Linked DNA regions of Homo sapiens: regions 2, 3, 4, 5, 6 and 7 are each linked to region 1. Evidence: chromatin contacts called from ENCODE Hi-C or POLR2A ChIA-PET data. All regions are on one chromosome and are shown on one strand. Each heading gives the region's core, a stretch centred on a gene start or an enhancer-like site at or near the end of the contact. The rest is flanking DNA. Distances are from core to core; before and after follow the strand shown. Region 1 has its middle 180 kb from the start of LINC01624. Region 2 holds the start of LINC00574 (long intergenic non-protein coding RNA 574). Region 3 has its middle 33 kb from the start of LINC00242. Region 4 holds the start of C6orf120 (chromosome 6 open reading frame 120). Region 5 holds the start of PHF10 (PHD finger protein 10). Region 6 holds the start of DYNLT2 (dynein light chain Tctex-type 2). Region 7 overlaps LOC124901235.

What was found. Hi-C counts contacts between places; a loop is a spot of excess contacts on that map. ChIA-PET counts read pairs that join two places held with the same protein, here RNA polymerase II (POLR2A). Pooled maps may share reads with other maps.
Region 2: a map of OCI-LY7 shows a loop between it and region 1 (5-fold over the local background). The contact joins the promoter of LINC00574 here to the enhancer-like site in region 1. A Hi-C loop is called at or near these places in 2 of 168 maps with a recorded cell type or tissue (OCI-LY7 and naive thymus-derived CD4-positive, alpha-beta T cell), 2 of 37 single-sample maps with no recorded cell type and 10 of 50 pooled maps. POLR2A ChIA-PET finds 5 or more read pairs at or near these places in 1 of 52 experiments (CD8-positive, alpha-beta memory T cell).
Region 3: a map of OCI-LY7 shows a loop between it and region 1 (6-fold over the local background). The contact joins two enhancer-like sites. A Hi-C loop is called at or near these places in 1 of 168 maps with a recorded cell type or tissue (OCI-LY7), 1 of 37 single-sample maps with no recorded cell type and 3 of 50 pooled maps. POLR2A ChIA-PET finds 5 or more read pairs at or near these places in 1 of 52 experiments (A673).
Region 4: a loop to region 1 is called in a pooled map, with 14 times the contacts of the local background. The contact joins the promoter of C6orf120 here to the enhancer-like site in region 1. A Hi-C loop is called at or near these places in 4 of 37 single-sample maps with no recorded cell type and 8 of 50 pooled maps. POLR2A ChIA-PET finds 5 or more read pairs at or near these places in 2 of 52 experiments (CD4-positive, alpha-beta memory T cell and activated naive CD8-positive, alpha-beta T cell).
Region 5: a loop to region 1 is called in a map with no recorded cell type, with 12 times the contacts of the local background. The contact joins the promoter of PHF10 here to the enhancer-like site in region 1. A Hi-C loop is called at or near these places in 2 of 37 single-sample maps with no recorded cell type and 8 of 50 pooled maps. POLR2A ChIA-PET finds 5 or more read pairs at or near these places in 1 of 52 experiments (K562).
Region 6: a loop to region 1 is called in a map with no recorded cell type, with 14 times the contacts of the local background. The contact joins the promoter of DYNLT2 here to the enhancer-like site in region 1. A Hi-C loop is called at or near these places in 3 of 37 single-sample maps with no recorded cell type and 7 of 50 pooled maps. POLR2A ChIA-PET finds 5 or more read pairs at or near these places in 1 of 52 experiments (GM10248).
Region 7: a map of natural killer cell shows a loop between it and region 1 (4-fold over the local background). The contact joins two enhancer-like sites. A Hi-C loop is called at or near these places in 1 of 168 maps with a recorded cell type or tissue (natural killer cell) and 2 of 50 pooled maps. POLR2A ChIA-PET finds 5 or more read pairs at or near these places in 2 of 52 experiments (activated T-cell and activated naive CD8-positive, alpha-beta T cell).

What each region holds. Positions count from the first base shown.
Region 1 is chr6:170,086,949-170,089,904 of GRCh38, reverse strand. No RefSeq gene overlaps it. Among named protein-coding and RNA genes, the nearest start is that of LINC01624, 180 kb to the left of the region's middle. RefSeq lists an enhancer at 1,173-1,272. Within about 2 kb of position 1,269, at least 11 of the 41 ENCODE cell types and tissues checked have a DNase peak (open chromatin) inside an H3K27ac peak, as active enhancers do; they include OCI-LY7 and natural killer cell, where a contact is called at or near this core.
Region 2 is chr6:169,788,593-169,791,513 of GRCh38, reverse strand. It overlaps LINC00574 (long intergenic non-protein coding RNA 574), which reads right to left and starts at 1,441. Exons shown (of 3, transcript NR_026780.1): 1 at 1,098-1,441. It overlaps LINC00242 (long intergenic non-protein coding RNA 242), which reads left to right. Exons shown (of 2, transcript NR_026781.1): 2 at 396-2,724.
Region 3 is chr6:169,830,502-169,833,399 of GRCh38, reverse strand. No RefSeq gene overlaps it. Among named protein-coding and RNA genes, the nearest start is that of LINC00242, 33 kb to the right of the region's middle. Within about 2 kb of position 1,284, at least 3 of the 41 ENCODE cell types and tissues checked have a DNase peak (open chromatin) inside an H3K27ac peak, as active enhancers do.
Region 4 is chr6:169,700,456-169,703,497 of GRCh38, reverse strand. It overlaps C6orf120 (chromosome 6 open reading frame 120), which reads right to left and starts at 1,372. Exons shown (of 1, transcript NM_001029863.3): 1 at 1-1,372. The coding sequence starts at 1,038. The coding sequence ends at 463. It overlaps WDR27 (WD repeat domain 27), which reads left to right and starts at 1,469. Exons shown (of 26, transcript NM_182552.5): 1 at 1,469-1,947. RefSeq lists a silencer at 1,006-1,375 and enhancers at 1,426-1,515, 1,836-1,915.
Region 5 is chr6:169,722,690-169,725,907 of GRCh38, reverse strand. It overlaps PHF10 (PHD finger protein 10), which reads left to right and starts at 1,408. Exons shown (of 12, transcript NM_018288.4): 1 at 1,408-2,063. The coding sequence starts at 1,977. It also overlaps a transcript of DYNLT2 not described here. RefSeq lists an enhancer at 743-1,285 and silencers at 1,217-1,516, 1,587-1,826, 1,927-2,306.
Region 6 is chr6:169,749,691-169,752,950 of GRCh38, reverse strand. DYNLT2 (dynein light chain Tctex-type 2) reads left to right here and starts at 1,379. Exons shown (of 4, transcript NM_174910.3): 1 at 1,379-1,612. The coding sequence starts at 1,493. ERMARD (ER membrane associated RNA degradation) reads right to left here and starts at 1,329. Exons shown (of 18, transcript NM_018341.3): 1 at 1,288-1,329. The coding sequence starts at 1,293.
Region 7 is chr6:170,458,135-170,461,100 of GRCh38, reverse strand. LOC124901235 reads left to right here. Exons shown (of 3, transcript XM_047419615.1): 3 at 1-1,770. Among named protein-coding and RNA genes, the nearest start is that of PSMB1, 94 kb to the left of the region's middle. Within about 2 kb of position 1,465, at least 3 of the 41 ENCODE cell types and tissues checked have a DNase peak (open chromatin) inside an H3K27ac peak, as active enhancers do; they include natural killer cell, where a contact is called at or near this core.

The DNA.
Region 1 (2,956 bases), core at 20-2,519:
GGAGTGGCTGTGTGTGAATCTGGAGCACAGGTGGCCATGCAGTGACATTAAAATTAGGTCAAAGGAAAGACTAGAGCCAGGGGCGAAGGCGGGAGCGTGGTAGGAAGTGGGGACGGCCTGGCCAAGGCCCCGCCAGACCACAAAGCTCAGGCCCAGACCGCAGAAGGCCGATAAGAGCGTTCCGGAAATCAGCTCTGTCTCGGAAAGAGCCAGGCCCATGGGCTCCTGGCCGTGGGCAACCAAGGCTGAGTCAAAGCCACGTTCTCAAGAGAATCCAGTGCAATTATGCAGAGACTCATTTAAAATGACAAGTACTTTTTAAAAGTCACTCTCTGAAAATGACATTCAAACCAATTATCATTAAGGGAAGATGTAAGTTAGCTTTGTTTAAAAAAAAAAGAAGGTGGAGAAGAATAAAAATCTGTTTTTAGATACTTTGTATGTTGCAGTTTAGAAATACTCCTGCTGAATAAAACCTACAGGAAATGGAAGCAGAGGCGTGTGCAGCCAGCTCAGGAGGGAGGAGGTGAGCTTTGCTTTGCCTGAGTGCTGGTGAGATTTTGCCACCGATGCCGTGATGCATGGAGACCCTGGCTCAGTGAGTCCCCAGGGGAAGCCAGCAGCAGGAGGAAGCCTCAGATCGCAGTTTTTTTTTTTTTTTTTTTTTTTTTTTTTTTTTTTTTTTGGTGATAGAGTCTCGCTCTGTCCCCCCAGGCTGGAGTGCAGTGGCTCCATCTCGGCTCATTGCAACTTCCAACTCCCAGGTTCAAGCAATTCTCCTGCCTCAGCCTCCTGAGTAGCTGGGACTATAGCACCAACCACCACGCCTGGCTAACTTTTTTTAGAGACAGGGTTTCACCATGTTGCCCAGGCTGGTCTCTAACTTTGAGCTCAAGCAATCCGCCCGCCTCGGCCTCCCAAAGTGCTAGGATTACAGGCGTGAGCCACCGCACCCAGCCCAGCTGGTGTCTCATCAGACGTGCAGAGCTGCCTGCACCAAGTGGGACCTTTGCCCCTCCCCGGGGAGCCTACACTGCCGCCCGGCGGGGACAGTCCAGGGCCAGATGCCTGTGAAAGAGGGCGAGGCACGGCCCCAAAGCCTTGGCTGTCAGGATTCCAGGCCCAAGAGGAAGCGGCCGCCCATGTGCCGGGTGAGGTGATGTCTCGTGGCTGCTCAACAGGAGGCCCCGGCACGGATGGTCCTCGCCCTCACACGTGGGCTCAGTTACGTACACACATGTGCCTCATCACACACTGAGCAAACTCCACCGCGGTCAGCCTGCACGGGGACCAGCCCCCGAAGGCCCCTCACAAACACTTATGCCAGAGGCTAGGGGGGTACAGCAGGGTTACCTGCAGGCCCAGAAACCTCTCGGTGTGGCTCGTGTTAGGCCCCGTGGCTTCTTGCACTGAGGCCACGCTCCTGGCTGGGGCCTTGGGGTGAGTGTAGCGTAAATGGCCACCTGCAGGAGGAACCTGTTGGCTCCGTGGCCCAAGACTCTGTTCTTCCGAAAACTCACAGGCTGATTGTTGAGTGGTTGGTCCGTGCACCATCTGGGAGCTGGGGCTGCGGTGGGGGCCCGCGCACCTCTGGCCGTCCTCCTGCGCTCCAGCAGCCCCTTCCCGTCTCCTGTCCCTCTCCCCGCTCACTCCCAGCCCCACAGTCACACCCAGGCTCCCTTCCCAGCTCTGCTCCCACCAGCGGCACCTCACAGCCACGTCAGCTCTTTCTCCTTCGTGCCGAGCCTGTTGTCTACAGACTTCCTCAGGCTGTGGCCGCGGGGTTTCGCGGGCCGACGCTCACCACATCCTGTCCTTTGCCTGTTTTCTCCCTCCCAAGGGCAAGCGCCGCTGCCCCGGCCCCGAGCTCAGCCACAACCTGTGCTGCCGCCCACCCCACGGCCTCCCGTTCCCGCCACACCACGCTCCTCCCACCGCAGGGTCTCCCGGTCCCCACCCACACCACGCTCCTCCCACCCCACGGCCTCCGGGTCCCCCCCACACCACGCTCCTCCCACCCCACGGCCTCCGGGTCCCCCCCACACCACGCTCCTCCCACCCCACGGCCTCCCGGTCCCCCCCCACACCATGCTCCTCCCACCGCGGGGCCTCCGGGTCCCCCCACACCACGCTCCTCCCCCCACACCACGCTCCTCCCACCCCACGGCCTCCGGGTCCCCCCCACACCACGCTCCTCCCACCGCAGGGCCTCCGGGTCCCCCCCACACCACGCTCCTCCCACCCCACGGCCTCCCGGTCCCCCCCCACACCACGCTCCTCCCACTGCAGGGTCTCCGGGTCCCCCCACACCACGCTCCTCCCACCGCAGGGTCTCCGGGTCCCCCCACACCACGCTCCTCCCACCCCACGGCCTCCGGGTACCCCCACACCACGCTCCTCCCACCCCACGGCCTCCGGGTCCCCCCACACCACGCTCCTCCCACCCCACGGCCTCCGGGTCCCCCCACACCACGCTCCTCCCACCCCACGGCCTCCCGGTCCCCCCCCACACCACGCTCCTCCCACCGCGGGGCCTCCGGGTCCCCCCACACCATGCTTTTCCTTGGCAGCCTCAGCCTCATTCCTTTCCTCTAAACCTCCACACTCGGCCTCCCCTGCTGAGGCTCCCGGACGTTTCATGACCTTTTAACAGTGCGATGCTCCCTTCCGTTCCACGGGCCGGCCTTGTCCACGCCCTTCCCCGAGCTTGGCCGGTGCTGTTCCCCAGCCTGGGGCCGCCCTGCACCCTTGGCCACGTGTAGCTCCCTCCAAGGGTCCAACTACACGGTCCTGGCTCTTTCTCGAAGCCTCCCCTGCCCCTTCCTTCCCACGCAGGTCCCTTTCCTCTACACAGTTGGACGTGTTGTCCCGTGCCCTCCTTTCCCCGCATTTCCTCGTCTTTCCTCGTGGACAGTGAGCTTCGTGCGGAGGGGAGTGCGGGCCCTGCGGGTCCTGG
Region 2 (2,921 bases), core at 192-2,691, 300 kb after region 1:
GAAAGAGGGTGGATGTTCCAGATGTCCCTGGATCTCTACCAAAGAGAAGATGCAGCGAAAGGACAGCCGTGTTCCTGGTGTCTCCTTTTCCCCTCAGGACAATGAATTACGGGTTTTCTGTGCCTTAGTTTTCTTCCTTTCAAATGCAGTTAATAATACTGTCTCTCAGGGGGTATTCACAGACGTGAACAATTAATGATCGCAAAGTGCTTTGAAAATAAATGAGCTTACTCATAATGGTGGTGTTTGATATTTATAATAATAAGCCTGTGCTGCTGGCTTCGCGAACTATATTCATTGGTACAGAGCTTAGTTTTATGACTGGCTTTTTCAATATTTTAACATAAAATCCTCTTATTTTAAAGTAATCAAATGACCTTCCTGCATTCCTCCAGAGTCTTATTCGGAAAAACTTAAGATTTGATCATAGATCTATTTTAAGAAGTGCCAAGTTAACTGACATCGATGCCATCGTATCTGGAGTCCCTAGGAAATCCAGGGGGGGACAATGAACCGTAGGAAGACTCGGACTCGGGTCTGCCTGTAGCACTCGGAGCCTGCAAGGCAACACAGTTATTGAGTTCTATTAAAATTACTTGGTGTGGCTATAAACCAAACCACACCCCTGTAGCCAATGCGAAGAGCTTCCCGTAAAAGCCGTGCGGTGGGAAGGCCTCTCGCTGTCTCCTCTGCGCGGCAGGCAGACATGGACGACACCGAGGCGTGAATTCAGCCTGCACCTCCTAAAGATGAGCTGTTGAGGGCGATGGCCACAGCAAGTCCGCACCAAGTGCTCTTTAAACATGAGTGTTTCTTTAAACAAAGAACCTTCCCGGCATTGAGGTCTGATTAATGATGCCCCGGCACCTCCTCCCTCACTCAGGGATCACTTCCCTGCGGCGCGTTCCCAGACGCAGGCTTCCCTCACGGAGGCGGGAAGATTTCAGGCGCTGTCTGTTCTTGTCTTTTGTCAGCACGGACAAGGATGGAGACCCCACTGGTCAGGCGAGCCCCGCGGTCCCTGTTCCTCACTTCACCACCTGGGGAAGCCTGATCCCCATCGATTCGCAAAGGAACAAGGAAAGAACACGTTTTACCTGGATGGATGGTCCCCCTCACGGTGGCCTTGGAACCCGCTTCAGCGGGAGAGGCAGCGCCTCACTCACGGCTCCCCCTGGCCGCTGCTTTACCAGGGAGCGCCACCCCGTGCCCCGCCAGAGGAAGTGCAGGCGCCAGCACAGCACGGGCCGAAAGCCACACTGTGGGACCCGCAGCGCAGCTCCAAGAAATCCAAAGTCCATTCACAAGAGGAGCTTCTCCGCCAAATCGTTGAAAAATAAAACGAGAAATGAGTCGCCACCGGTATCCGCTTTAGTCAGCCGTACGAAAACGCAACCCGGTCAGCTGCACTTCTGCTGCCAGCCCTCCTCCAGTCAAGCACCGGCCTCGAGAAGGGCAAAGGGCAGGTAGGAGTTCCGACGCATGCGGCCACGGGGCGGAGTCACAGTTCAGAGGCCTCAGCTGAACCTGAAGTTATCCTAAGCTCGAGCCCCAGAGTGAGGACTCGGGGTCAGGCATCCGATTCCCCATCAGCTCCTTTACTAAAGCTGTGCAGAGAATCCGAGGCTATGAGTGGGGGTGGGGGAAAGATGTACAGGATGCTTTGGTTTCACTCCTGAGATACGAGAACGTCCTCTGAACACACATGCAGATAGCTGGACTTCTAGACAGAGGAAATCCAAATCGTTTCTTTCCTCCCAGCATAAGGGAACGGTCCGGTAAGAGCTGGTGTTTATCGATGCTACGTGCCAGAATGGGGCTGAGCACGGCGCCTCACTGTATCCTAACGTCTAATGAGGCAGGGAATGTCACTGTCACACTCTGCAGACGAGGAAGCCATGCTGTCAGCAGGTACACATCTTGCCACAAAACCAGTAACCTGTGGCACTGAGATCGCACACCGGTCGTCCACTGCCAAGTCCGTGGCCTCCTTCTCTGGGGTTTGCCTGCCTCTTGATGGCGGCCATGCCTCTGTCCTCTCGCAGGGGCTGGCTCTTCCAGTGGTCACTACTTTTTGGTTGCAAGCAGCAGAGATTCCCTGGAGGGCTTGTTGAAAGCACTCACATCAACGGAGCCTCAGAAAGGGAGCTGAGGCCATGCACGGCCCTGCAGTTTCTCCTCAGGCTTTGGTTTGCATCCCTGGCCTGACTTTCCCTCAACAAGTCCTGCTATCTCCACAAGGCGGCCAGCCCAGCCCTGTCCTCACCTTCCAGCCCCAGCTGAGCAGCCCCTCCCCACATCATCTTCAGCTGCTGCCCAGGCTCCGCAGAGCAGGTGTCCACCGCCCATCCAGCCATTGTGTTTAGAGGGCAGAGCGACCTGCCGGGACCTTGACAACACCTGGCCCCACCCACACGTCCTGCAATATTCACTGAGGAATGCACAGCAGCACATATGTGCCTCATGTGTCCTGCTGTGATGCAGCGAGTGGCACACAGCATTATTGTGTCAATCATGTGTCTTGATGTGATGCACTGGTTCAGACAGTATCATGGATGCAGTGTTTCTTTAAAACTGTCAAATTTGAGGAAACAATCTAACAAAAGCCAATTGATGAACATTCTGTAAAGGTGACATAAATACTTCAAAAATGTCTCTGACACAGAAAGAAAAAAAACAAAAAGGGAGCTATTCCAGATTTTAAAAATAAAAGATATAGTAACTAAAAGCAGTTGTGGTGCTTGGATAAAAACAAACAACAGGTATAAATGAAGGTATAAACGATATTATTATACACACTGGGAAAAATTTTATATGGACCATGTATTAGATAATGGTGCTGTGTTATTGTTAAATTTCCTCCATTTGATAACTGAAGGGGAATGATTTTGTTCTCAATAGATGAATGCTCAAGTATTTGG
Region 3 (2,898 bases), core at 35-2,534, 260 kb after region 1:
GTTACTATTTTCCCCCAAAATTAACTTAGAAGATCGAGAGTAATAAACCATTCTTACACATATATAGGTGCACTAGAAATAAAAAGAAAAAAAGAAATGTTTCTCTCTATTATTTTCGAGTAGGAAAAAAATGACAGCCTACATTTTAAGTCTGGGCCTTACATATTATTTCTGTGTACGGTGAAAGTGGAGGAAAAGGCCTTCTGTGTGATAATTACGGACAAGGTGCTTCTGGGGGGCTCACAGAACACAACAGTTAACAAGCGGGTGTCTTCACCAATCGTCATTACAGCTAATGTAGGCTGAGCAGTTCTTACACGGCAGGTGCTACACCCACCTCTTTACATGCACCCTCTCGTGTTATCCTTGGAACAACCTTGTGACCTTAAACATTATTAACCCCAATTTGCAGGTGAAATTGAGGCATAAGTAACTTTCCCAAGAACATACAACCAACAGATCCAAGAAGTCCATGTTCTTAAATCCCGACATGAACTCCTGTCACATCCTGAGAAGGCACTCATGCTGAGCAAGTTAAAGGAATCATCTCACCCTACCCACACATTAGCCAGGGGGGCCATTTCCTGTTTCATTTCCTATCAGTGTGTGTCTGTTCTTATTTGGAAAAGTAAAGGAGGCTTGGCTTAAACCAATCTATCCTTGAAGCCACATTTTAGAAGGGTAAATATTGCTTCTCATGTCACATGTTTGATCATGCTTCTAAACTAGCTGGGCAACCAGAGGCGCTGCCTCGGATCTGTGCTGCTCAAGGACACAGCTCTCCCTGTGGCTCTGGGTTCTGTCCCAATTCTCTCCCTCTGCTGCTCTTAAAAAGCCCTTATCCATTAGAGACACAGTAGTTACATAAAATTATATCTTTTGGGATGGCCAGAAAATACTCCAATCCAAAGAGAAAGAGAGATAGAGAGTGGGGACAGGCAGAAACTGATTAAACAAGTTGAGTCGTGAGTCAATAATTATTAGTCATAAGCCACTTAATTATTAATCAGGTGGTACTTGGTACATGGGAGTTCATTACACAGTCCTTTCTACATTTGTATGTACTCTTTAAACATCAAAATAAAAAGTTAAATTTTAAAACACAAATAGAAAACTAGTGTGTGTATAGATGTGTGTATCCATGTATATACCTGTGTGTATAAATCTGGTTTCTGCACTTACTGTTCTACTGAAATGAGTGGCTCTACGACGGCCCCGAATTTCCGAATCCTTGGGTCTGTTTTTAGACTTCTTCGCAACCAGTCGGCGGTGGACTCTGCTGATCTCTTCATTTATATGAACTGGCAACTCGCTGCCCTCTCACAGCTTTTGCGAGCTCCTTAATTTCTGCCGTGTTCTTGGTTTATTTGGAGTCAGGTTTCCTCTCCCCCATTTCTCACACGTTTTCCCTGAAGATGCTCTTCCGCTCACACGGCATCTACTGTTACCAAGTCTGAGGGAATTCCTGTTCTAAATCCCTTTTCAAAGCAGCAAATTGTGCTCTGAGGCAGCTCCTGTCCCTGGAGCAAAGGCTCTGGTCACTAAGGAGCGTTCTCGCGCACGTGAACAGCGCCCCCTGCCGTGGTGTGGAGATATTGCGTCATGGAGACCCTCCCTGCGCAGCTGCCGGCAGGACCCGAGTCTGTCCCCTACCTGGGAGACCTCTTGGCAACCAGGCAGTTTGCGGGGGTTGCTTCCTTGGCCCTTTCCACTCATCGGTGTTGAAGGGTTAGAGCAAACCAGCCGCCCTCAGCCACCAGCTCCCAGCAGATGAAGTCAGGGGTGTGAGAAGACGCTTCCTCATCCTTCTGTGACTCGAGGTATCTCTGCCCTTTGGGAAGCAAGAAGAACAGCAGCCGTTTCTGCCAGTGTCCTCATACAGCTATGGCTTCAGCAAGCCACGCGTGGTCATCTGTCAGGGTCTGGGAAGAGAAAGAAGCCACGGAAGCTACCAGAACAGATAATTCCCATGAGGGACTTGATGTAGGGAATCCGTAGGTAGAAGGTCCTTAACTGGGGGCCAGAGAGGAAGCTGCTGCCTCCCCAAGCTTGGAGGAAGAAAAGGAAGAGACGGACTTGTTCTCATTTTGACTCTTGAAGAAGGGACACATGGCCTGAAGAGGAGGCCCCAGCTGCTGTGAGGGTCTCGGAGGGAAAATTGCAAATGGGGTTTGGGAGCCACTGTGCAAAGTGAGTGAGCAGCCTTGCAGCTGTGGAGCATTGCAGGGATGCAGAGCCCGGCTGTGGCACTGAGAAGGCCGCAGGTGTCAGCGCCGGGCCCCTCCTCCTCCCGAGGGTGGGCAGGGCTGCGCTGCTGGAGGATGAACACCTGAGGGCTGGGCTGCTGCAGGATGCACTGCTCAGGTCACTCACTAGCGGGAGGGAGAATTTTAGGACTGACTAAAGTCTCCGGACACATCCTTGGCAAACACAGGGAAGATACGTGGTTAATGCTCCAGGCAGAATGCGCAAGCGTCCCAAATTCCTAGGCTGAAACCTCACCCACAAGGTGACAGTGTTAGGAGGTGGGGCCTTTGGGAGGTGATGAGGTTCGGAGGGTGGAGCCTCATGGTGGGATTAGTGCCCCTACAAAAGAGGCCCCAGGGAGCTGCCTTGTTCCTTCCGCCCCGTGGGGGCACAGCCAGAAGGCTCCATCTGTGAACCAGGAAGTCTGCCCAGACACCCAGACACTGGAGCAGGGATGTGGAAAATGCCAGGCATAGCCAGGTGATGGTGAGTGGCCCTCTGGGGGCCTGAGTCCAGGTGCCTAGGGGGTGGAGAAGGATCAGTCAAGGGAGCTGTGACCTAGGTGGGTGGCCAAGGCCTGTGATGCCACCAGGACTTAATGCTCTGGGCTGAGGATGCCATCGAAGGCACCTGAAACAATTTCTCTATTAT
Region 4 (3,042 bases), core at 123-2,622, 390 kb after region 1:
GGTACAGGCATGAGGCTTTAGTCCAGGCTCAGGGAAGTGTACGTAAATCATTTCCAACTTGATTTTAGTAACTCTTGAAAACTTACACCAACTTCGGTTAGAATCTCCAGAGTAAAATTACAAAGTTATCAACCTTTTGATTTGTGTCACAGCATGAAAGGTTGCTCTATTTTATATAAACCTGTTACTGCAATCATTTTTAGTCAACCTGCCTAATGAAAATGGAGTCTAAACACTTTGTGCACAGTCCTTTTATAGGAATTATGATCTTTAAAATACTGTGCTTGCTGCTTTTCCTATTTTTGGGGTAACTGAGGTAACAAAACTGCGTATGGCTTTATTTTTCCATCCCTTGACTAAAGGTACCTAGAACTTCAACCAAGTACAAGTAGCAAGGTTCACAGCAAACTGCAATCAGCTTCACAGATGGAGGGTTTTATATCCCAGAGTGTGGTCAACGACTCAAAAGAGAATTTCAAGTACCAGTTTCAAAATGCTAATTAATATCGTCCAGAGAACAGATTCCTCCTCTTGCGAGGCGTCTTCCGGGGCACCAGCGTGCTTCTGGCCGGCATCTGCGCCGTCGGCGGGGTAGGCGGCCTCGCCGAACGGGTGCTGCTCGACCGTGCCGTCGTAGTACACCTTCATCTCGAACTCGCTCTCCAGGTGGGAGGGGTGTCCATAGACGCCGATGCCCACTGGGCGCCGGAAGTGCGCGGGGATGGACACGGCGTCCGGGCCGCAGGTGGCCGATTGCAGCTCGTAGTCGTCGAAGCTGGGGTGCAGGCTGCTGGCGGAGACGTACAGATCCGCATCTCCCTTGAGGCTGCGCATCCTGAGGACTATCTTGCCCTCGTGGTTCAGCCGCAGGTAGCTGTAGTTCCCGGCGCCTATCTGGCCCTGGACGACGTGCAGGAGCACCCACTCCTCGGGGACCTCCTCCTCGTCCGCGCAGCTTCCCGGAGACAGGACCTGCGAGGCTAGGAGCAGCAGCAGGGCCGTCGTCCAGGGCGCGGCCCTCCCGCGGGGAGCGGCCATGGCTGGCGGCTCAGCTCCGGGGCCTGCAAGTGGGTCAGTGCTGCTGGGGACACCGGAGGCGCTCAGCACCGGAGCCTGTCCCCGCCGTCCGCACGCGGGTCCACGGCGCGTCCAGGCGCCTGGTCTGTCGCTGGGACTGTCCCTTCCCACCCGCGTGAGGCCCCGGGGAGGAGGGGTGGGTTAACCCCTCCCCCGTAGCGCGGCGCCCACTCAGGGCAGGGGCAGGGGCAGGGGCAGGGCCGCTGTGGCACCCTCGGACTCACCACCACTCCCCGCAGGGGGCCGCGCTTTATACATCCGGACCCGAGGCCGGAGCCTCGCCGGAGGCGGAAGTGACGCTAGGTCCGTAAGTGAGCCGGCCGGAAGCGAGGCTTCTCCAGCTGTCGCGAGATAGCGAAAGGGGCGTGGGCGCGAGGGGCGGCGGGCTAGTAACCATAGCGGCTCGCGTGGGTCGGCTGGCAAGTAACCATAGCGGCGAGCGTGGGGCGGAGTGTGGCTCGGTAGTCCTCTGCGTGCCCTCCTGGGAGCTGGGTGCTGTGAGTCCTCCCCTAGCGGGCTGGTCTCGGCGCGGAGTCGGCGCCGAACCCGAGCTGCTGCTCTGGGGCGTGTGCCTAGGGCGCAGGGCTGGAGCGCGGGGGCTGCGCGGTTGCTCGCGGCTCCGCTGAGGTCTCTAGGAAAGGGGGCGATTTGAGGGTTCCGCCGTGACCGCTTCCAACGGCGGACACGCGCGCTCTGGACCAGAGCCGTTGCCCGCTGTCTCGTCACCCGAAGCCTCCTCCTGACGCCGTGCTAGTGCGAGGGTCTCCAGGGGAATTCGGGGCACAAGTCGGGCCGGAGCATCCGGGCGGCCGCTTGAGATCGGCGCTTTGAGAACTGAGCGCATGTGGAGTTCGGAGGAAAAGGGCTCAGGTGGTTATTTTAATTAAAGCAGCTGTGTATAAGGAGCACTCAGATCTCTTTAAAAGATTCAGTAGTTTAGGAACGAACCAGGGCTGTAGAAATGCCCGGCCTCCTGCACCTCCCGTCGGTTCTGAGCTCCGAGGGCGGGAGCGTGGACCCTGAGGGCTCGTTAATTATGCCCCACTGGCCTTTCAACCTGCGTGGTAACTACCAGGCTAGGTTTTCCTAACTCGAGCCAAACAGCAAGTTTCTGACTTGATTATCACTAAAAGAGAAAAATTTCGATCTTTTCTAATCAGAAGGGAGTAATTTTCTCTTTTTAAAAATATTCGTATGTACATTAAAAAAACGGAAATGCACAGGATTTTATCAGTGGTACTCCTCGAGTAGTAGAGTTTTCATCTTTTTATGTATTTCTAAATTTTCTACAATTTACACACACTGCTCTGTACCAGTAAAGGAGTATTAACTCTACAGCTTCCAGTTTATCTGGGATTACTATCTTGTGTTTACTGACTTAACTTTAAGACTATGGTATCTTTAGCAATCACTTGTCACTGCCTTTTCCTGAAGTGCTTACCTAGTGTTAGGTGCACTAGAATCTCACTAAAATAATAAATTTAGTTTATTTTCCCTGACTTGTTCTGTGCATGTATGTACATGGATATTCCTGGGGATATCCTGTGACATTGATTATCCCCTAGGGTTGGCACAGCAGGGAGAGGAGGTAGGGATAAAAAACTTTATTATTTCTGCATTGTTTAAATGTTTTGTATTGTATTGCTTTTGTAATTCAAAAAAATGTTAAACAATTTATATTAGTGGAGGTAGGTTAAGTGCTGTAGCAATTCACCCCAATAGAACAGTTGCATGTTTCTTGCTCACACAGTCCTGTGTAGCGGTTTCTAGTCAGACGATTCCTTTGGGCAGCTCTCTGCAAGCTGCAGCCTAAAATTCTTCCATGTTGTGGTTTTTTTCCTTAGGCCCTCTGAATTCTCCGCATTTAGCCAGTGGGTGGGGAAAGAAGAGAGGCAGTGCAGGAGGAATTTATGGGCCAGGCACTCAACGACTACATGGCTGCACTTAATTGCAAGGGAAGCTAGG
Region 5 (3,218 bases), core at 159-2,658, 360 kb after region 1:
CCAGTCCAAGGTTGGACAGGCAGTTGCTGCGCAAATGTCCTTGAAGCATTTTTTTGTGTAGTTTTGTGGCCTTTGTGCAAGGTTGTGGTTTTGGCAGTCTTTTGTGCTAATTCTTTATATCAGGCAATTATTAGTGAGAACTTTCCCATCACGGCTTTCCCTGACTCCATTCTCTGACAGCTTTCACAATCTAGAGACAGAATCCCGGAGGGAGAGGAGTACCAAATAGCTTAAGAGTTTTTTTTTGTTTTTGTTTTTTTTCTTAAAAAAAAAACCGCTAAACTCTACCCTGATCAGTGAAAAGAATTTAGCTGAAAGATGCAGTTTCTTCTTGGCAGATTCAGACAAGAAGTGCGGCGGAAGCTTACACCTGCACGTGGTGGGACAGAGGCAAGAACGGATGGTCTGGCTGAGGCTGAGAGAACCAAGCTGGATTAGGATCGGCTTGAGGGCCCGGCGTCGTCAGTGGTGACCTCTCTGACCTGAGGCAAGTGAGTCAGGCTGGACTGAGCGTGTTAACGTCGGTGTTTGTCAATGTGACGCGCTAGAATAATCCCTTTATCTTTCCCAACTTTTGTTTGTTGAGTGTAGGCAACTATAATGAATGGAAAGGAAACCGGATTGTACTTTAAATCCGAGAACATTCTCTACTCTCCAGAACAAGTCATCTGCAGGCGCAGGCAGTGGAATCCGTGAGGCCAGCTGTACGGCGGGCCGCCCCGGACCCAGGCTTGGCTCCTCACTTTCCGCTGTTTTTAGTGCGGTCCTACAAGTGCCCTGGTGCAGCCCGAGATCAGTAATAAATGCAGCTGAAATACACCGGCTCCCACGTTCTCGCGGGGGTACCTGCCAGGCCGGCGTCCACGCTCCTCCCCGGCTCCCGGCCGACCGCGTTCTCGGCGGAGGCATCAACCACGCGGGCACGCAAAGCCACGAGGGCCGAATCTCAGCGACTTCTTCCCGCTGTGCCTCCCGCACGCTCCGGGGCGGGCGCCGACAGCCCCCGGGTGCAGCTGCGGATGCTCGGGGAAGCGTGGCCTGGGCAGGTGGCTCCGCTGCTCTCTCGGAGCGCCACCAGCGAGAGGGGCGACCCGAGAACAAAGGCGGGAGAGGAGCGGCGACCGCGAGCGCGTAGAGGCGGAGGCCGCGCAGTCTCCGCGCGACTGCTCCGGGCAGGGCGACCCCCGGCAGAGAGGGGGCGGGGCGGGGACCCCCGGGAGGGGCGGGGAGGGGCGCGGCGGGGGCGCGGAGAGAGGGAGGGAACGAGGGTGACGCGCGGAGGGGCCGGGCCGGGGGCCGCGGGGAGGGGGCGGCTGCGAGCGCGCCAAGTGGCGACGTGCCGGGCCGGGGCGGGCCGGAGGGCGGGCGGGAGGTGGGGCGCGCCGGGGGCTGGGGGGAGCCGCGGCCGAGTACAACGCCGGGCCGTGGGGAGCCAGGCGGCGGCGGGGCTGAGGCGGCCGCGGGGCTGAGGGGAGCGGCGGGGCTGAGGCGAGCGGCGGGGCTGAGGCGAGCGGCGGGGCTGAGGCGGCCGCGGGGCTGAGGCGAGCGAGCGGCGGGGCTGAGGCGAGCGAGTGGCGGGGCTGAAGGGAGTCGCGGCGGCGCTGAGGCCAGCGGCGGAGCTGTGGGGGGCAACGGTGCTGAGGCGGTGGCCGCGGCCGGGCGGGTTGGGCTGACGTGAGAAGCGCCGCCGCCGCTGGGCCTCCTCCATTCCGGCCCGCAGCCCCGCGCCCTCCCAGCCTTTGGCGCCCTCCCGCGCGGGCGGCGCGCTGGCGACGGCCATGGCGGTGGCGGCGGCGCTGGCGGGCCGCGGGGCGCGCGGCGGCAGGGGCCGGCCCCCGGGCGGGCGGGCGGAGGGGGCGGGGCCGGGGCGGCGGGGGGCCCGCGCGGCGGCGGCGGCGGCGGCGGCGGCAGCGGCGGCGGCGGCCGGGACAAGGCGGAGGCGACGGCGGCGGCGGCGGCGCGGGGCGCTCGGGCTGATGGCGGCGGCGGCCGGGCCCGGGGCTGCGCTGTCCCCGCGGCCGTGCGACAGCGACCCAGCCACCCCCGGAGCGCAGTCCCCGAAGGTGAGGAAGCGGCCGGTGCGACCCGACCCTGACCCCGTCCCGGGCCTGGGTGCCGGGGCGTGGGCCCAGTCCCACCGGCGGCCGCCCAGCGTCTCGGGGGCGTGGGCCCAGGCCGGGCGCCGCGCCTGAGACCGGGGGTGGTCGGCGAGGCGGGGCCCCGAGGTGAGCCCGCGGCCTCTAGCGAGCAACAAGTGCGGGCGGGCGGGGGACGCGGCGCGGCTTCCCCGAAGTTGGCAGCCGGCCCTGCTTGACAAGCTTGTCCCCAAAACGCCTCCTCCTAGGCCAGCCGTGGGACGGAACGCGCCCGGGGCCGAGAGAGTTGGCCTCGGAGGGGCCTGCAGAAGCGCGCGTTCGCTCAGCGTTCATTCCGCGCATAGTTTGCCGAAGTGTTTGAACGCTTACTGCAAAAACCGAGTGGCGAACGATATGGAAAATCAACACACTCAGTGAACTTACTGTAATAACTAAGTTAATACGCAAGCGTCCGGATGTTTTCAGCGGAAGTCTGTTAAAACTTTTTACTGCTTGAGGAGGTGAAAAGAAATTGGTGCTTGTGGAGAAAATGGAGATGAGCAGTAGTGTCACGCATCAAAACGTTTTGGTTCTAAAGTTAGGCTAGCAGTTTGTGACAGAAAGTTGGAAGGGAGGAATGATGTTTTAAAAGCCTGGAAGCTTGAAATTGGATTGAAATTAGAAGGCGGTGGGAACTGGAATGCTGCAGAGCCAGCCAGCCTTCGTGCGGTGCGCGGTGTGCCGTGTGCGCGTTGGCAGGGGAAGCCGTCCTGTAGCAGCCTAGCCGGGCTGCGCCTGCTTGGGAGCTTTTCCCGTTGCGCACGTCCACCGTGCTGTGAGACTCATTTTGAAGGTTCCTCAAAGGCTGTCGTCAATGGAAGTAACTAGATTGTAAGACTCTGAATGCACATCCTTGCACTTCCAGCATTTGACGTCTGGCCCGGCACCTGGAGGGCACTGAGCCAGTGCCCCCTGAGTGCATTCTTGACCCCTGAGCCCTAGGAAGGATGTGATGCATAGAAATTCATCTGATCTGTAGTTGGAAACCACCTGTAACTCTGGAAGGCACATCTCTGATTTAGTATGTTTGGGAGTCTTTGAAAACATGGGCCTCTGTATCAGTATTGCGGTTACACGGAAATT
Region 6 (3,260 bases), core at 130-2,629, 340 kb after region 1:
TGTCCAAGAATAAACTTTTTTCTTGTTATCCTTTCATTTGTTAAAGGGGTCACTCCGAACTAAGATGGGCAGAGGTAAAGTTTAGCCTTCCCTGCCATGTAAAAAGTAGCAAACCGTACTGGTTTTCCATGGAGAATTAAATACAATCGAAATCCTCACAATTACCCCACATGACACTAAGACCATCGTATAAACCTGCAAAGAAGTCAAATTCAGGATCTAAAGCGGAACCGAAGCTCTTTATTTTGGTGTGTTGAGTTAAGGGGGGGCTGTGTTGTGACAGTCATAATTAGCTCTGGGCAGCTTCCTAATGTGGAAACTGCTATCAGTTGCCCTGTTTGCTCCTCCTGCACCCAGAAGTTGCACTTTCCACTCTCAGCCCTGGTTTTCGAACAATCCCAGCAGGCCCTAACAATTAAGTCATCACTAAAGAAATCTACATCAACTATTTGTTGATTGGCGATTGTCACTCGCATCCTCCATGTGGCTCTATGGGGCTGGAACTCTGCAGACTACACTGGGCCGGTGCTTTGGAGCTGGACTTAAATTTGAATCATTCCTCAGCCTCTGACTACCTCTTGCCTTGGAAAAGTTACTTTATCGGAATCTCAGTTCTAAGTGAAATAAAACGGTGCCAGGCTGCACCTGGTAGGGCTACAGTAATCAGATAACACATGAAAAGCATCTAGCACATAGTACTCAAAAATGGTAGTTATCGTTATCATCATTTTGGAGACGGGGTCTCGCCGTCGCCCAGACAGGGGTGCAGTGGCGCGATCTCGGCTCACTGCAGCCTCCACCTCCTGGGCTAAAGCGATCCTTCCACCTCAGCCTACGGAGTAGATGGGACCACAGGCCCCACCACGCCCGGCGATGAACACAAATTTACTGTCCGAGTGTGGACCCTACAGGCAGCGACTAGGAAACTGCGCTTCTAGGAACGAGCCACGGTCAGGTGAGAGCCCGACCTGCGGCTTTCCGCCCCCGCGCCACCGCGCACAGCCCTCCCTGACCGTCCGCCGCGTTCCAGCTCAGGGCCAGGAGGCGACGGAGAAACCGAGCCTGGCCCAGGGAGGCCGGCAGGGCCCGCCAGGCGTCTTGCAGGGCCGAGCGTCCGATACCGCCACAGAGGCCAGGGCCGCGACGTCGCCAGCGCCCTCCAGCGCGGGACCGCCGGCCACCGCAGGCGCGTGCTCGCTCGCCCACTCCGCGTAGCCGAGCACCACCCAGCCTGGCGCCGACTCCCTGCCTAGCTCGGGATCGAACCGGGCCCTACACCCGCCCTACCTCCATAACTTCCGGTGCCCCGCTGCGGCGCGCGTGAATGACGCAGGCGCCTGCGCGCCCCTCCTCCAGGCGCTTTGGAGCCCTGGCGGGCACTTCCTACCGTACGAGGCGCAGGTGGGAGACTTCCGCCCTCGCGGGACTGGCTAGGGCGTTTGACCGCCGGCGGTGAAGGGGAGGCGGTGGGCGTCTTGGAGAACAGAGCGAGATGGAGAAGCGAGGCCGAGGCGTGAAGTCGAGCCCCATCCAGACCCCGAACCAGACCCCTCAGCAGGCTCCGGTGACGCCTAGGAAAGAAAGGAGGCCTAGCATGTTCGAGAAGGAGGCAGTGAGTGCGGAGACTGCTAGGGGCCCGAGACGGCTATGTCCGACCGTTTAAGTGAAATCGCTCCCCAGTGGGCCCCGCTCCCGTCACCACCCCCAGAGCCAAGGAGGCAGCATCTCCCTTTTGTGTTTCTTTTTTCCCCAGATGCGAAATTGAAGCCTGAGACTGAGTTGGGCAGTCCCCTTTGGACTTGAGTGCTAAAGTTTTCTTGTTTTTTAATTAGGGCCATAGAACCCTACATAAGTCGATTGGAAGGGTGGTTACAAGATCTTCTTTTCAAATTTACTCAGCTTGCGGATTTCCTGAGAGTACTCTGAGTATTATTGCTTTGTACTAAAACACAGTATGTTAGTGTATTTAGTGCCATTATAAGCAGTTTTGCTAGCGAAAAATGAGTGTGTTGTATTAAAAAAATAATTTGATAAACCAGGCAGAATAGTGCCATGTTTTGGGTTTTTAAAACATCAGCAGTCTGGATATTTGAAGAATGTACAGGAGAAAAAAACTTAAGTTGAAAATACCCTGTCCAAAACTTACTGATATTGATGGAAAGGGTCATTATTCAGTTTTATTGGTGGTATAACAGGTATTTCTATATGATTAGGCTTTGAAAACCGTTAATGTATTAAAGACTCTATATTTTATTGATACTTTAACAGAAAATTAGTTTGCCCAAGGATACAAAGCTGTAATGATAGAGCTGGGACCAGAACCTGTATGCTAGTACTCGGTCCAATTGGCCTATACTGGTTTCTCTTCGTACTTACTTCGTGGACCTATAATAGGATGAAGATAGAGATGACAGGCAAAACAATTTTTTGAAGACCCTAAAACATTTTAAGATTACTCTTAAAAAGAGAATTCTCAAAATAATGGCGAAATTTCAGGTTCTTGTTTCCCTGGTGTCTACATTTTACAGAGGAAAGAACGAACTAAATAAAGGAGGAAAAGCAAACAGGCCAAGTTTACACAGCTAAGAAAAAGAGCAGAGCAGGGCTAGAAACCTAAATCAGTTGGACTTAAAACTTCACACTCCCAAACACTATGCTGTATTTCTTGGCAATGAGTCTGAGTAACAGGTCACCAACAGTAAAGAAAAATTTCTATATATTGAGGCAGACAAGGGTGGCTTTTATAAACTTACTGCCTATCTGAGGTCTGAAGTGGTCTTTAAAATTCAATGAGCCTGAACTCAAAATGAGGAGACACATAGGTGCACCTGGTATATAGGTTAAAATCTGGGAGTGAGGGGACATGGACCAAAGTAATTATTAGTATTTGATATGGATGTGATCAATTATAGCTATCTTTAAAGTTGATTCTTTTAGAGGTGAGAAATTTGAATAGAACAATAATTGGGAAGAAATTGAGAAAGGACTCTACAAATGCTCACTAAATGTACCTGAGGAAACTGTTCACTTAGTTATTTCTAATTTAAGGTAGCTGTTAATTTCCCTATTTTGGAGCATAGGAAAATTTAAGACATACTGTTTCATCAATATGACCATCTCTTGATTTTATCTGTCTTGCCTCCATTTCTTTTTTTCTAGTGGTAGCACCTCAGTTAACTTTTAGAGAATTAACTCATCTGCAATTGTATAGAGCTTTGGTGAGATTGTCAGCTACTTCCCTTAACTTTTTAATAAGGATG
Region 7 (2,966 bases), core at 216-2,715, 370 kb before region 1:
GCCTGGTGGATGTTGCTATGAATTTTGGATTTTGATTATACGATGATAAAAATTACACAAAAATGCAAATGCTCTGCTATTCATTCAAATATGCAACAAATATTTGTGTACCCTCTATGTGCCAGATATTATGAATGTTGTATCTGCCATCATTTTTCTTAGAAAATTATTCAGCATTTCTTAGGCTACGCACGAGCTTAGTTATTCTTGACCTCCTAGGCATACCCAAACATTTAGTTAGTGCCTCAGGGCGCCTCATCTCCAGGCCTCTGATGTGCAGGCCCCCGGCCCCTGTGTTTTGTGGTCAGAGCACTCAGGAGCAGCCCCTTCGGTCTGAATGCATGCCATGTGAGTGTCTCATCTTTGCCATTAGGTACAAGGGATTCATACACATTTAACAGTTTATATATTTAATAGCTATTTTTCTAAGACGCTTAGCACAATGAACGCCAGCCACACAGGTCCCTGTGTGTTAAGGATGAGTGGAGGCCTCCATTTCCCACCCCCGTGCCCAAACCTGCAGTCATGATGCCTCTCTTGGGCGAGATCCGAACCCTAGGGGGCTTTTTGGGGTCCTCAGTGCTTCTCTGCTACCTCACTTGTTTCTGCTGAAATGGAAAACAAAGGAAGCTGTCTTCAGCAATAGGAGGGTACCAATTTGGTTTGAGGGCAAAGTGAAAGGTTCTTTGTGGCCCTAAAAACCACAGTAGGACCACTGAACTGTGGCTTTCCCAGGCCCCAGTGCATGCAAAGTCCTTGACACTCGAGTTGGAAAAAGTGGGGTATTAGGAGGAGGAAGTCTCAGCGCTCCTCTGTGGTCACTCACTGCTTCTCTCTCACTCCCTTTCTCCTTTTTCTCTCTCTGCGTCTCAGGCTTCAAGACCTCCGACATCTGGAGGCTCCATGCAAATCCCACCAAACGTGTGAAACTGCCTCAGTAGCCCACACGAAGTAGAATTGATAGGAAGTATGTGAGGGTTGAGGTGCACTGTGCTCATATGCATTGTGCTCATAGATGGGAAATTTTGTTTGTAAGCATTCAAATATCAATCGGATTTTTTACTTTCATATTTTGGAGAAAAGAATCTTTGCTCCAGTTCTTATGTATTTTTGGGAACCCTTGCAGAACTCATAGACCCCATAACCCTGGGGCACAGGGTTGGGGGTTAGACACCCCAAGGTCCTGTTTCCTGCTGAGGGACCTGGGCTAACGCCTCTGGCAACTCCTATTTCAAGCTTTAAATGAAGTGTTTCTTGGCTTCCCTTTCCTGCATTTGCTGTTCACAGAGTCCCCACCACCTTCAACTGTCACCTCATTTGCTCCACCAGGCACCGCTGAGATGGTCATCCTGCAAGAAAACTCTGATATTGTCACTCTTGTACATAAAGACTCCTGTGGCAGCACTTGCTTACTGTGAGGTCCAGCATGCGGCTGAGCCAGCAGGACTTTCACTTTCGGGTCTGACTCACATCCTCTCTTGTGTCCCCAGCCACCCCGACCCCCAGTGTGGGCATTCCCACTCATCGCTCTGTCCCCTTCACAACCTTGTGTCCCCGGCCACCCAGGATAGGGGCTCCTCCTGTGGGATAGGGGCTCCTCCTGTGGGATAGGGACTCCTCCTGTGGGATAGGGGCTCCTCCTGTGGCATAGGGACTCCTCCTGCAGGATATGAGCTCCTCTTACGGGATAGGGACTCCTCCTGTGGGATAGGGGCTCCTCCTGTGGGATAGGGGCTCCTCCTGTGGGATAGGGACTCCTATGGGATAGGGACTCCTCCTATGGGATAGTGGCTCCTCCTGTGGGATAGGGACTCCTCCTGTGGGATAGGGACTCCTCCTGCAGGATATGAGCTCCTCTTACGGGATAGGGACTCCTCCTGTGGGATAGGGGCTCCTCCTGTGGGATAGGGGCTCCTCCTGTGGGATAGGGACTCCTATGGGATAGGGACTCCTCCTATGGGATAGTGGCTCCTCCTGTGGGATAGGGACTCCTCCTGTGGGATAGGGGCTCCTCTTACGGGATAGGGACTCCTCCTGTGGGATAGGGGCTCCTCCTGTGGGATAGGGATTCCTCCTGTGGGATAGGGGCTCCTCCTGTGGGATAGGGGCTCCTCCTGTGGGATAGGGACTCCTCCTGTGGGATAGGGGCTCCTCCTGTGGCATAGGGACTCCTCCTGCAGGATATGAGCTCCTCTTACGGGATAAGGACTCCTCCTGTGGGATAGGGGCTCCTCCTGTGGGATAGGGGCTCCTCCTGTGGGATAGGGGCTCCTCCTGTGGGATAGGGGCTCCTCCTGTGGGATAGGGGCTCCTCCTGTGGGATAGGGATTCCTCCTGTGGGATAGGGGCTCCTCCTGTGGGATAGGGACTCCTCCTGTGGGATAGGGATTCCTCCTGTGGGATAGGGGCTCCTCCTGTGGGATAGGGACTCCTCCTGTGGGATAGGGGCTCCTCCTGTGGGATAGGGATTCCTCCTGTGGGATAGGGGCTCCTCCTGTGGGATAGGGGCTCCTCCTGCGGGATAGGGGCTCCTCCTGCGGGATAGGGACTCCTCCTGCGGGATAGGGACTCCTCCTGCGGGATAGGGGCTCCTCCTGCGGGATATGAGCTCCTCTTACGGGATAGGGGCTCCTCCTGCGGGATATGAGCTCCTCTTACGGGATAGGGGCTCCTCCTGTGGGATAGGGGCTCCTCCTGTGGGATAGGGATTCCTCCTGTGGGATAGGGGCTCCTCCTGTGGGATAGGGGCTCCTCCTGTGGGATAGGGGCTCCTCCTGTGGGATAGGGAGTCCTCCTGTGGGATAGGGGCTCCTCCTGTGGGATAGGGGCTCCTCCTGTGGGATAGGGACTCCTATGGGATAGGGACTCCTCCTATGGGATAGTGGCTCCTCCTGTGGGATAGGGACTCCTCCTGTGGGATAGGGGCTCCTCCTGTGGGATAGGGACTCCTCCTGTGGGATAGGGAC